Linked DNA regions of Homo sapiens: all the other regions are linked to region 1. The links are chromatin contacts, found by Hi-C or POLR2A ChIA-PET in ENCODE. All regions are on one chromosome and are shown on one strand. The core of a region is the stretch at or near the end of the contact, and the rest is flanking DNA. Distances in the headings are between cores, read along the strand shown.

Region 1 (3,735 bases), core at 562-3,061:
ATACTGAAGATGATTATGTTTAATTCTAGTTCTAAAACAGACAAGTTGTTTTAAATATTGCCATATCAGAATGTTGTATGTGTAATATATACTCTCAGTTATCTATTCCTAAGCTACAATAAACCACATATGAAAAACTAAAGAAAACAGAATTTAACAGGCAGAAAATTAAAATGCTTGCCTGAATAGCAAAATCCACCATAAAGCTGCACATTCAATCAGCACCTTTATTTCAGAACTCACACTGGCTATGTTTGATAATTGAGCAATTGCTTTTGAAATTCTCCATCTGCCGTGAAAGTTGCCAACTGCCAGAATGAAAACCTCCCTGCTTTCATGTTTTACTGTTCGTTTCCCAATGAAACATCACCACTCTAAACATGTTGATGTTATACGTTATGGAAATCCTGTTTAAAAACACTTCTTCCCCACTAACACAGGTTATTTCACTCTACACTGACTTCTCACTTTATTGTTTTTTTCTTTTTGAATACGTGGGAATTATAAACCTTGAGACTCTTGGCTCTAGTCCATACAGTTAAAATGTTGACACACTCCCAAACTGCCCCTCTGACCTTCAGGGTCTGACCGAGCGACGTCCTTCCCATTGCGGCAAAGGGCCTTAACGGGGACAGAGGTCACATCAAGCTAAGAATATTCTGAAATACAACAACTTTTCCTGTAATCCCTCAGGATTTAGAAGAGAACTGGTAAAAACCAAAATTCTACAGATTTAAACTTTTTAAAAAGTGCCTTTTCTCTGTTTCCCAACTGGTGAAGTGAAAACAAACTACAGCCTAGCCATACAATGCTCAGCAGTTGCAAGGAGCGAGCCACCGACGCGTGGGCAACACGCGACAGAACTTTAGACACTGCTCACCGAAAGGGGCCAGACTCAGAAGGCTGCACACCGCGTGGTTCCGTTTCTTTCTTTTTTCCCCAGAGACAACGTCTTGCTGTGTCACCTAGGCTGGAGCACAGTGGCACGATCATAGCTCACTGTAACCTCTAACTCCTGAGCTCAAGTGATCCTCCTGCCTCAGCCTCCCAAGCAGCTGAACTACAGGGACGTGATTGTAATTTTTAAATTTTTTTTTTCTGGAGATGGGGTCTTGCTAGGCAGCCCAGGCTAGTCTTGAACTCCCAGCCTCAAGTCATCCTCCCACTTCAGCCTCTCAAAATACTGGGATTACAGGCATGAGCCACCACACCTAGCCTATAGATTCTATTTCTATGGCCTTCTGCAATGGGCTGAACAGAGGGACAGAGCACGGATTGGTGGTTAGACCTGGGGAGGGGCAGGATGTGGCAGAGGAAGAGGGAACTGTTTGAAGTGACAGCACTCCTCTATATCTTGATGTGGTTGGGGGAGGGGGGCTGTTACTGACTACAGTTGATAGAAAAGTACATTTTACTGTATTGTAAATTATGTGTCAATGTGAAAACTAACGAACAGGAAACGTGCCCTTTCTCAGTGGGCCGTCCTGCCAGCGCAGTGTGACTTACACTCAAGCTGTAATTGTGCACTTTGCAATAATACAGCTATAGGGTAATGAGCCTCTGAAAGAGAAGAGGCAGTATTTGCAATTCAAATATGAGCAGTAGACATAAAGAAGGTCCACTGTCAACTCAAATTCAGCCCCAATTTGTAGCAGCACAAGCCCCCCCAAATCTCAGGCCATACACCGCCCGGTACTGGTGGCGAATGAATGTCCCAAATCTAGGGTGACTCAGAACAAGATGAGCTGGGAAGTGACCAACACATCATGTGTACCACAACACACCCACAAGCGCCAAAGTATAGGCAGGACTCTAACAGTTCACCAAGAGGTAAGACAGATTGAGAGTGAATCATAAACCCACAGTGACAGAGTCCATAAGAGAGGGGCTAGGCTAGGGCAGGACCCACATAAGGACCTCCTGGAGCAGAGCACCCAGTGTCGCCTGGAGCCAGCTCCCATCTGGGAGCCAGCCTGAGAGGAGATGCACACAAACCGAGAGAGGGTCAAGAGTAAGCAGCAGGAATTTCTGCAACTGGATACAGCAATTTTATGGCTGCTGAGTCTATGGCTAAAAAAAGAGCAGCTGTGTTTTGTATTTCACACTTCTAGTAATTCATTTTTCTCATCTCATGGAAATAAAAAGATACTCATCCCCCACCACCCACAGCTGGAAAAACACAGTGCTAAGAGCAGGGGTTTAAACCAGAACAGCTCTGCTCTCTATGGGCATCTTGGACACTTATGGGGATTTATTTTTTCCTTCCACCACGGGGACACCTTAGACACTCACATGCTTGTTACATATTATCTTAATTTTACCTTTACATTACCATTAAAGAACGATATTTTTTGAAATTTAATTATTAGGTTAAAAATCCATTGATCCATTAATTTTTTTTTTTTTTTTTTTTTTTTGAGATGGAGTCTCACTCTGTCACCCAGGCTAGAGTGCAGTGGCGCGATCTCAGCTCACTGCAACCTTTTCCTCCTAGGTTCAAGCGATTCTCCCGCCTCAGCCTTCTGAGTAGCAGGGACTACAGGCACCTGTCACCATGCTCGGCTAATTTTTGTTATTTTCAGTAGAGACAGCATTTCATCATGTTGGCCAGGCTGGTCTCGAAGTCCTGGCCTCAGGTGATCTGCCCGCCTTGGCTTCCCAAGGTGCTGGGATTATAGGCATGAGCCACCACGCCCAGCCTAATCTATTAATGTTATTTCAGGATAATAGAAGGAACAATACAGAAGGTTATAAAGGAAAACTGGATCAGAGGGGGTCACGAAACAGTCACAGAATTTACCTACATTTACAAAAAGCTGTAGTTTGCCCTCAGAGGGCTGAATGAAGACGCTTGCTGAATTCCAAACTAAATTTACCTTTGGTTTATTTCTTTTAAACACTCATCATCTAAGCATTTCTGTTACTCCAATTCAGGGGACACAATTCCCAGATTCAGAGCTTTCTGATATAACATCAGAGTAAGCAGGCCCATCTGTCAGAAAAGGAGTGATCTGCTGAATCCGCAGCTGATTTCTATGCACGTTAAAGCAGCACAGAACTAGGAGACACTGACTTTCTGTCTCCTGCCCCCACAGTGCTCAGTCATCGTAACAGGCCTAAGACATCCACCAAGCATTTCAAATGTCGTCACTGGTCTGTCTCCTCCAACAGAATGACCAGACCCCACTACATACGGCACAGAGTGGATGGTTAAGAATGCCTCCCAACAGTGGACTTTCCAGCTGAGTGCCATGAACTGGCCCTACTGGGAGCCCTGGCAGCACAAGGTCCAGTATCCATACTGAGCAGAGAGGCACGGCAGCACCTGCCCTCTTTTGTCTCCAGAACTTCTTTTCCCCAGCGTGGGATCTTGAGCCTTCCAGAAATACTGTGCTGAGGATTCAGCTGGGCGGGGGCCAGGGTTGGGGGTGGTCACAGCTTTTATTTCCATACATATACAAATAATGGAGTGTTGGAGCACCTAGAAATGGAGCTTAAGCCTGAAAACCTTTTGCAAAAAGAGGGCCACCCATAACGAGAACCTTAGTAAGCCTTTTTGAATGGTAAAATAACATTTCCAAGAGGTTTTGAAATTTGCTACACTGTTACTTCATTATCTAAGGATAACCAGAACCACATTTACTTTATAATGAGGTTAAGACATTGCAACATGTCTGGCTATGGAACCAATTTAAGGACTAGAACTTAGTAGGAGCCACAGAGCATGACAAGCAT
Region 2 (3,735 bases), core at 523-3,022, 190 kb before region 1:
CAGCCGTTTGTGACAGCTCCCCAGGCCTCAGTGCCTGTTCGCTAACAAGGACCGGCGAGATGAAGACACAAGGCTAGGAGAGAGAAAGTGACTTGCCCCAAGAGATCGGCCTGTCAGCTGTGGAGCTGCAGGTGGAGCCCGAATCTTCCGCCATGGCCAGGTCTGAGCTCCAAAGGCCCGCGTGTTGGGTGAAGGCACTGGAAGAGCCTGGCAGGCGCGCAGAGCAGCCCAGGAGGAGGCGGCGGCAGTGGGTCCACCCCGCAACACCAGTCACACAGGAGTTTCTGCTTCTGTGCTTGTGTGTGCTTTTTGAGAAGGTTTCACGACTAAAAGGAAAATCACTGAAAGCCACTGTCCCCGCCCAAGCCTCGCCCTGACGCTCTGGCTGATGTCTGCTGAACACCCGATCATTCACTCAACAGACAGCTCTCGTGCCAGCCGCTGTGCCGGGTGCCGGGACAACTCTGACCTGCCACGTGGAGGTCACACCAGCTGGGGGGACAAAAGCACCAACACAGATGAATAATTAAAATGATGGAAGCTGCCCCTAGCACGGGCAGGAAATTGACAGTGGCCATCGCTCAGGATGGGGGCAGGTGGTCAGGAAGGGAAGAGGGAAACCGCATGTGCCTGAGGCACCATTGGAGACCAGGGTGGGACGCAGGATGGTTGGGGGAACAGGGGCTCTGAGCTGGTGGAGGGGTCCAGTGCAGGGGCTGGGCAGATCACTGCTGCTGCTGTGGGGGCAACCACCAGCGTTCAGGAGAAGGGAGCGGGAGGATGGCTGCAGAGACAGGGCCAAGACTGAGGTCTGCATGGAGGACGAGTAGGGGGGCAGCTGAGTGGACAGAGTGGGGTCAGGGCAGAGCTGAGGCACAAGGCATGAGGAGGACATGGGGATGGAGGACTGCGACTAGTACGTGTCGGGGGTCCCCAGGGTGAGGCTGCGAGAACGGAGTGTTTGAGAAGCAGCTGGAGCACCGGGGTCATGTATGTGGGGTGTCATGTGGACCTGCCACCGTCCCCCAAAGCCAGAGCCGCACAGTTCCCCGGCTTTCCTGCTGGCACAGACGCCGTACGCAGGAGGAGGTGGGCGCTCTGGGAGCTCCCCGATAGTCTCCACACCCCGACTTCAGAAGGTGAGGTGGTCACAGCGGGAACATCCACCTGTGGAGGCTGCAGTGGGTGAGGGGATTCTGGCAGGCCTCTTGGCACAGAGCTTGACCAACGGAGGAAGCCACAAGAACGGGCTTCTGTGCGGCCGCGGCTCCAGCTCTGTGCAGAGCCAGACCAGGAGAGGTGAGAGGTTCCTTTTTCCAGGAGCAACCGGGCATCTTCCTTTTCTCATTTCTTCACAACGCCCCATCTCCCTCCAGCTCGACCTCACACTTCTGTCTGAATAACTTCCCACAAGGCAGACCATTCCCCTGCTAAGCCTCTCTATAATGCTAGAATGTGCTTCCTTCTCTCCAGCTGGAATCTGCTCCCTGCCCCCACCCACAGCCCTGCCGTGCCCCCCAGAGACCAGCTGTAACCCTTTTTCCCGAGGGCACTCTTTGGCTACAAACGGGTGGCCATTATCAGCCCCTTTCTTCTGAAAAAGTGAAAAAACACACTCCAACTTGACAAAGATTGCCAAAATAGCATAGTCCAACTTCCTTAAAACCGAGCCACAAAACTAAAACTCTCCAGCGAGAGCCTAAGCTATAAAAGCACGATACGCGTCACAGAATGAAACCGTGGCATGAACACGAACTCTCTCACTGGCACGGCTCGTTGAACACAAAATATTTCTAAGTGAGTGATCTATTAATCACCAAAACTAGACAGGATGACCAGGCAGAGACAGCCCAGCTGAGCAGATTGCTCCCCAAGCCAACTCCTCAGTCCCTCCTTGGAACTCGGGGAGCATTTTTCCCATAAAAACACTGGGGTGCTGGAGTTCCCAGGCCCACCTCAGTGCACTGAGTCTCCCACTGACCACAGCCTATAAAAAGATCTCTGTGTGGAAACACAGCCAGAGTTTCCCTGGGACCACCCCCCCACCCCGACCCCGCCCAGGCTCCTGTCACTGCCGTGGAGGGCAGGGTGTGGGGGAGGGGGCCTCTTTCTGCCTGAGGCACCAGAAGGGGCAGCAGGGGCTGCAGGCGCTGGAGGGTCCAGGGCTGGAGCGGGGGACTCTCCAGGACCATGGGGCTGGGCGTGTGGAGGCCCAGGGCTGGGGGGTGGGTGGGAGCCAGGGTGGAGGGGCCTCTCAGCCAGGGCTTTCCCCTGCAGGCCTGAGTCTGGCCATCTCACCTGCAGACTACTGTGAGCTGCTGGATCTCCCCACTCTGCCTCGGTGCCCTACATCTAACAACGGCAGAATGTGACACCGATCTAGAGCTCATGTGCACATTAAACAAGATAACTGGCTCTTTTTACTCTTATAAGCAAAGAAACTGAAGATGGAAAAATAACAAAAACACAAAAAGGAACTAAATAAACATCCAGCCCGCCCACTGCGGTTCCTGAAATTCAGGGTGTGCTGATGACTGTCTCCTCCCTCCCGTCTCCTCCTCCCTCCCGTCTCCTCCTCCCTCCCGTCTCCTCCTCCCTCCCGTCTCCTCCTCTGTGACTGGGGCTCTCCATGGAGGGACGGGCCTGTCCCAGTGGCCCCAGGGTCTGACACTGGGAAAAGAAGGAGGAGCAGGGGGTGGAAAGCCCTAGCACCAGGGGATCTCTGCGTGGCCAGGATACACTTCCTCAGAGGGACACACAGAGCCAGCGTGGCGAGGAGCCAGGACACACTTCCTCAGAGGGACACACAGAGCCAGCACGGCGAGGAGCTAGAGACTTCCCACCCTTGGGAGGTGCAGGTTTTTAAACAACTGTAAAATGGACACATAACACAACTCTGGGTTCCTGCATCTATTGCTGACAGAAGCAATCTTTTGGAGGCAAATAAAACTTATTATATATGGTGAAACTAAACATATTAGGCAAATCTTTCATGTATAAATTGCCTGCAAGAAATGAATGTCTTCTGCCAGAAAGGAGAAGTGAGAACACGGCAGAAAGAGAAAGCATGAACAGATCATTCAAAACACCGGTCACTTTATCCTGGATTTGGTTCCGGGTCCTGTTTCTTTTCATTAAGGAAGTTTATCCTCCCTCCACCTTAAGACTGATTAAATGACATGATTTTCATTGTACATAAAATAGGAAATAGAATTCCTTTTATTCTACAAAATACATCTCCACCACACGAGTGTCGGGATCCCTCTGGTCTCGGCTTCAGGTGCCAGTGCGTGTGTAACCCAAGATATGCTCCTCCTCCTACAGAGCCGCTGGCCCACAAGGGCTCTGAGCTCTGTCTGCCCACCTGGGGTCCTCCTGGCCTTCCTACAGAGTGGCTGGCCTGCGAGGGCTCTGAGCTCTGTCTGCCTACCTGGGGACAGCAGCCCTTTCCGAGGCCGAGGACTGAGGCCAGCAGCTGCAGGACCACAGAAAGTGAGAGAACGACATTTGGTTTCTCTTTAACGCACAAATACAGTGGCACCTCAAACCCACCGGCCCCTGGGCAGCTTCTGCAGCACAGCCTGTGCCTCAGCCCATCCCTGGCCCACAGCGATGCCAGGTGCACCTATTCCAGCTCTCAGGGACAGAAGTGGGGACAAAAGCGTGAGGTGACGATGAAACCCGAGAGCCTGCGGACTGTCAGGAGTGTTAGAAGAAAAGAGGAATATTTCGGAG
Region 3 (3,735 bases), core at 717-3,216, 150 kb after region 1:
CATCCACACTCCTGGAACTGTACACCCATTGGAACCTTTAAGGTAAAGCCAAGGAAGTCTCTCCCCAGAAGATGGCATCCTTGATGTGAACGGCTTTTGCTAAGATCGTGGATCAAGACTTCTACTGTCATGAGACTCTCTTTTTTTTTTCTTTTTTGGAGATGGAGTCTTGCTCTGTCACCCAGGCTGGAGTGCGGTGGTGCAGTCTCAGCTCACTGCAACCTCTGCCTCCTGGGTTCAAGCGATTCTCATACCTCAGCCTTCCGAGTAGCTGGTATTACAGGTGCCTGCCACCACACCAAGCTAATTTTTGTATTTTTAGTAGAGATGGGTTTTTGCCAAGTTGGCCAGGCTGGTTTTGAACTTCTAACCTCAGGTGATCCGCCCACCTCGGCCTCCCAAAGTGCTGGGATTACAGGCATGCACCACCACGCCTGGCCATGAGACTCTTATCTTTGAGTATCTGTTCCTTGCTTATGCCTCTATGAATAATAGAAATGAAAAGACGATCTGTTGTGTGCACTTATGGGGTATACTTTCATTTGTGAAGGATTTTGCAGCCAGCCTTATACACGGATAACTTTATACTTTGATAGATAAAAGATGAAGGTCCAGTGTAGGTGAGAAACTTTAATGAGACATATGTTGCCTGTAATCAGTCAGAAACAGAATATCGGTTCACTCCTCTTAACCCACACTATGGGTTAAAGAGGGCATTGCCAGGAGGGCTTTACTCTTCCAGAAGGGCATCACTTTTCCATGGTTTAGAGTAAAAGAGGCCATAACCAGAAATGTATCCCTCATGATAGGCTGTATAGCAGACTCTACTGTAAAGGCTATAGTTACACAACAGACTTTCAATTCCCTTGTGAAAGGTATGCTAAATAATAGAATTGACTAAACAGAAAAGTAGTACCTGTGCAGCTGCTGGCACCTGTGGCCTAGGGAGAAATACATCAGGTATTATAGAGATTCAGTTGTGGGAGATTAATGAAAAGGCCACTTAGTTGAGTGAGTAGCCTCTTATCTAGCTCATTGTCTGATCTATTTGATTTGGGGTGGTTTGGTGTATAGGGACCCTGGGTAAGGAGCATACTGCAAACTCTTGGTATTATCCTCCCAGTAATCATAATAATAGTCTCCCTGGTGCGCTGCATTCTCTCAAAGGTTTTAAATGTCTGCATGCAGCCATCTCTAGAACAACAAATGGTCTCTCTTCAACTGGAATGGCAGAAGCTGAAAGAAATGTGTGACCATGAGGACACCGTAACCTATGAATGACGTGCTGAGACCAGAAACCCAAAACGATGGTAACTGAGAGTGGTGCTAAGGCCCTAAGTTTTGGTCACACTCTCGCCTGTAGGGTCCAGCCCTACTGGGCCTGTGGGTTTTTCTCCTCACCTGCGGAGATGAGAGATCACAGAAATAAGGACACAAGACAAAGAGATAGAAGAAAAGACAGCTGGGCCCAGGGGACCACTACCACCTAGACACGGAGACTGGTAGTGGCCCCGAATGCCTGGCTGCCCTGTTACTTATTGGATACAAGACAAGGGGGCAGGGTAAGGAGTGTGAGTCATCTCCAATGATAGGTCAGGTCACGCAAGTCACGTGTCCACCGGACAGGGTGCCCTTCCCTGTTTGGTAGCCGAGGCGGAGAGAGAGAGGAGACAGCCTACGTCATTATTTCTTCTATGCATTTCAAAGACTTTAGCACTTTCACTAATTCTGCTACTGCTATCTAGAAGATGGAGCCAGGTGTACAGAGCGGAACATGAAAGTGAAACAGGAGCGTGACCGCTGAAGCACAGCATCACAGGGAGATGGTCAGGCCTCCGGATGGCTGTGGGCGGGCCTGACTGATGTCAGGCCTTCCACAAGAGATGGTGGAGCAGAGTCTTCTCTAACCCCTCCGCCCCTCTCCCCTGGCCAAAGGGAGACTCCCTTCCCTGGTCGGCTAAGTAACAGGTGCCTTCCCAGGCACTGTCATTACCACTAGACCAGGGAGCCCTCTAGTGGCCCTGTCTGAGCGTGACAGAGGGCTCACACTCGTCTTCTGGTCACTTCTCACCCTGTCCCTTCAGCTCCTATCTCTGTATGGCCTGGTTTTTCCTAGGTTATAATTGTAGAACAAAGATTATTATAATATTGGAATAGAGTAATGCCACAAACTAATGATTGATAATAGTCATATCTAATCATATCTATAATCTATTTCTAGTATAACTATTCTTTTTGTTTTGTTTTGTTTTGTTTTTGTTTTTGTTTTTTGAGACAGAGTCTCGCTCTGTCACCCAGGCTGGAGGGCAGTGGCGCAATCTCGGCTCACTGCAAGCTCCGCCTCCCGGGTTCATGCCATTCTCCTGCCTCAGCCTCCCGAGTAGCTGGGACTACAGGTGCACGCCACCACGCCCGGCTAATTTTTTGTATTTTTAGTAGAGACGGGGTTTCACCGTGTTAGCCAGGATGGTCTCGATCTCCTGACCTCATGATCTGCCCACCTCGGCCTCCCAAAGTGCTGGGATTATAGGCGTAAGCCACTGCGCCCGGCCTAGTATAACTATTCTTATTCTATATATATATTTTTTATTATACTGGAACAGCTTGTGCCCTCGGGGTCTTGCCTTGGCAGCTGGGTGGCTTGCCGCCCACACTCACCTAAGTGAGAACCTGGACAGAAAGGGGAATTTATTAAAATAAAATTATGGGAGGCCATTGTTTTGGACTGAGCTCATGCACTATGTCCCAACAGACTAAGCCAAACAAAAATGGAGTCACTCATGCTAAATGTGACATAATCAAACTAAGACTTTAAGGAAACACATAGATCCTAACAGATTCCCCTATAAACAGGACGTTCCAGCATAAGGAGGTACCCTCAGTCCTTGTTCCTACCTTTGCAAAACTCACTGTTCTACTGTTTCTCAGAGGGTTTCAGGACCAAATAAGTACATTTACGATGGTGATAGTGACATCAATGACTAAAGTTTTGGTCAATCTCTCAAAATTGAGAAAATGACCAAAAGGGTGGAATTGTTAAAGCAAACTAAATATGGCCTGAGAAGGACTCCATACTTCTCTATTTGAGTCCTTGTGGACGAACTGCAACCTAACTTAATTGGTAGACAAGACTGAAACCCTGACATCCTCACTTGGGAGTCTGCACCTGTGGCAGTACCTGAGTCTTGGCCAATCCCAGCAGCCGTACTTCACTCGTACACTGCTGAGAGTTCAAACTGTGTCCAAATAAGGCAAATGCCGAGCTGCAACCAACCCAGCTGTTTCTGTACTCACCTCCAATTTCTATATGTCACTTCCCTTTTTTGTCTATAGATTTGTTCTGACCACGAGGTATCCCTGGAGTCCCTCTGAATCTGCTGTGATTCTGGGGGCTGCCCAATTCGTGAATCGTTCATTGCTCAATTAAACTCATTTAAATTTAATTTGGCTGAAGTTTTTCATTTAACAGAGGTATATAATATGTATTCTTTAAAATGTTCAAACACTGTTTTGAGTGCATATTGTGCTTTTTTGTTAAAAAAAAAATTATGATGTGATGTTTACTGCTCCCTTGAGGTACATAAGAAAATCCTAAAACCCCTGCCAACTGAGCGGACCGCTTCTTGGTCGAGGAGACCTCAGAGAAACCTTAAAAACTGAGTTCCTGGCCGTGACAGGACAGGTCAGACTCGCCTCAGTGTGCCCCTTCCTTAATACCCTTTCACTGGAATGCCT

The links. A loop is a pair of places that touch in the nucleus more often than their neighbours do. ChIA-PET counts read pairs that join two places held with the same protein, here RNA polymerase II (POLR2A). Pooled maps may share reads with other maps.
Region 2: a loop to region 1 is called in a map with no recorded cell type, with 7 times the contacts of the local background. The contact joins two enhancer-like sites. A Hi-C loop is called at or near these places in 2 of 37 single-sample maps with no recorded cell type and 4 of 50 pooled maps.
Region 3: a map of natural killer cell shows a loop between it and region 1 (4-fold over the local background). The contact joins two enhancer-like sites. A Hi-C loop is called at or near these places in 2 of 168 maps with a recorded cell type or tissue (naive thymus-derived CD4-positive, alpha-beta T cell and natural killer cell), 26 of 37 single-sample maps with no recorded cell type and 16 of 50 pooled maps. POLR2A ChIA-PET finds 5 or more read pairs at or near these places in 2 of 52 experiments (AG04449 and OCI-LY7).

The regions. Positions count from the first base shown.
Region 1 is chr4:3,200,212-3,203,946 of GRCh38, reverse strand. All of the region lies in intron 41 of HTT (huntingtin), which reads right to left. Among named protein-coding and RNA genes, the nearest start is that of MSANTD1, 47 kb to the left of the region's middle. RefSeq lists a silencer at 791-890. Within about 2 kb of position 1,811, at least 15 of the 41 ENCODE cell types and tissues checked have a DNase peak (open chromatin) inside an H3K27ac peak, as active enhancers do; they include OCI-LY7 and natural killer cell, where a contact is called at or near this core.
Region 2 is chr4:3,387,073-3,390,807 of GRCh38, reverse strand. All of the region lies in intron 4 of RGS12 (regulator of G protein signaling 12), which reads right to left. Among named protein-coding and RNA genes, the nearest start is that of HGFAC, 53 kb to the left of the region's middle. RefSeq lists enhancers at 1,739-1,888, 2,579-2,848. Within about 2 kb of position 1,772, at least 14 of the 41 ENCODE cell types and tissues checked have a DNase peak (open chromatin) inside an H3K27ac peak, as active enhancers do.
Region 3 is chr4:3,045,847-3,049,581 of GRCh38, reverse strand. It overlaps HTT-AS. Among named protein-coding and RNA genes, the nearest start is that of HTT, 27 kb to the left of the region's middle. RefSeq lists an enhancer at 1,513-1,872. Within about 2 kb of position 1,966, at least 14 of the 41 ENCODE cell types and tissues checked have a DNase peak (open chromatin) inside an H3K27ac peak, as active enhancers do; they include OCI-LY7 and natural killer cell, where a contact is called at or near this core.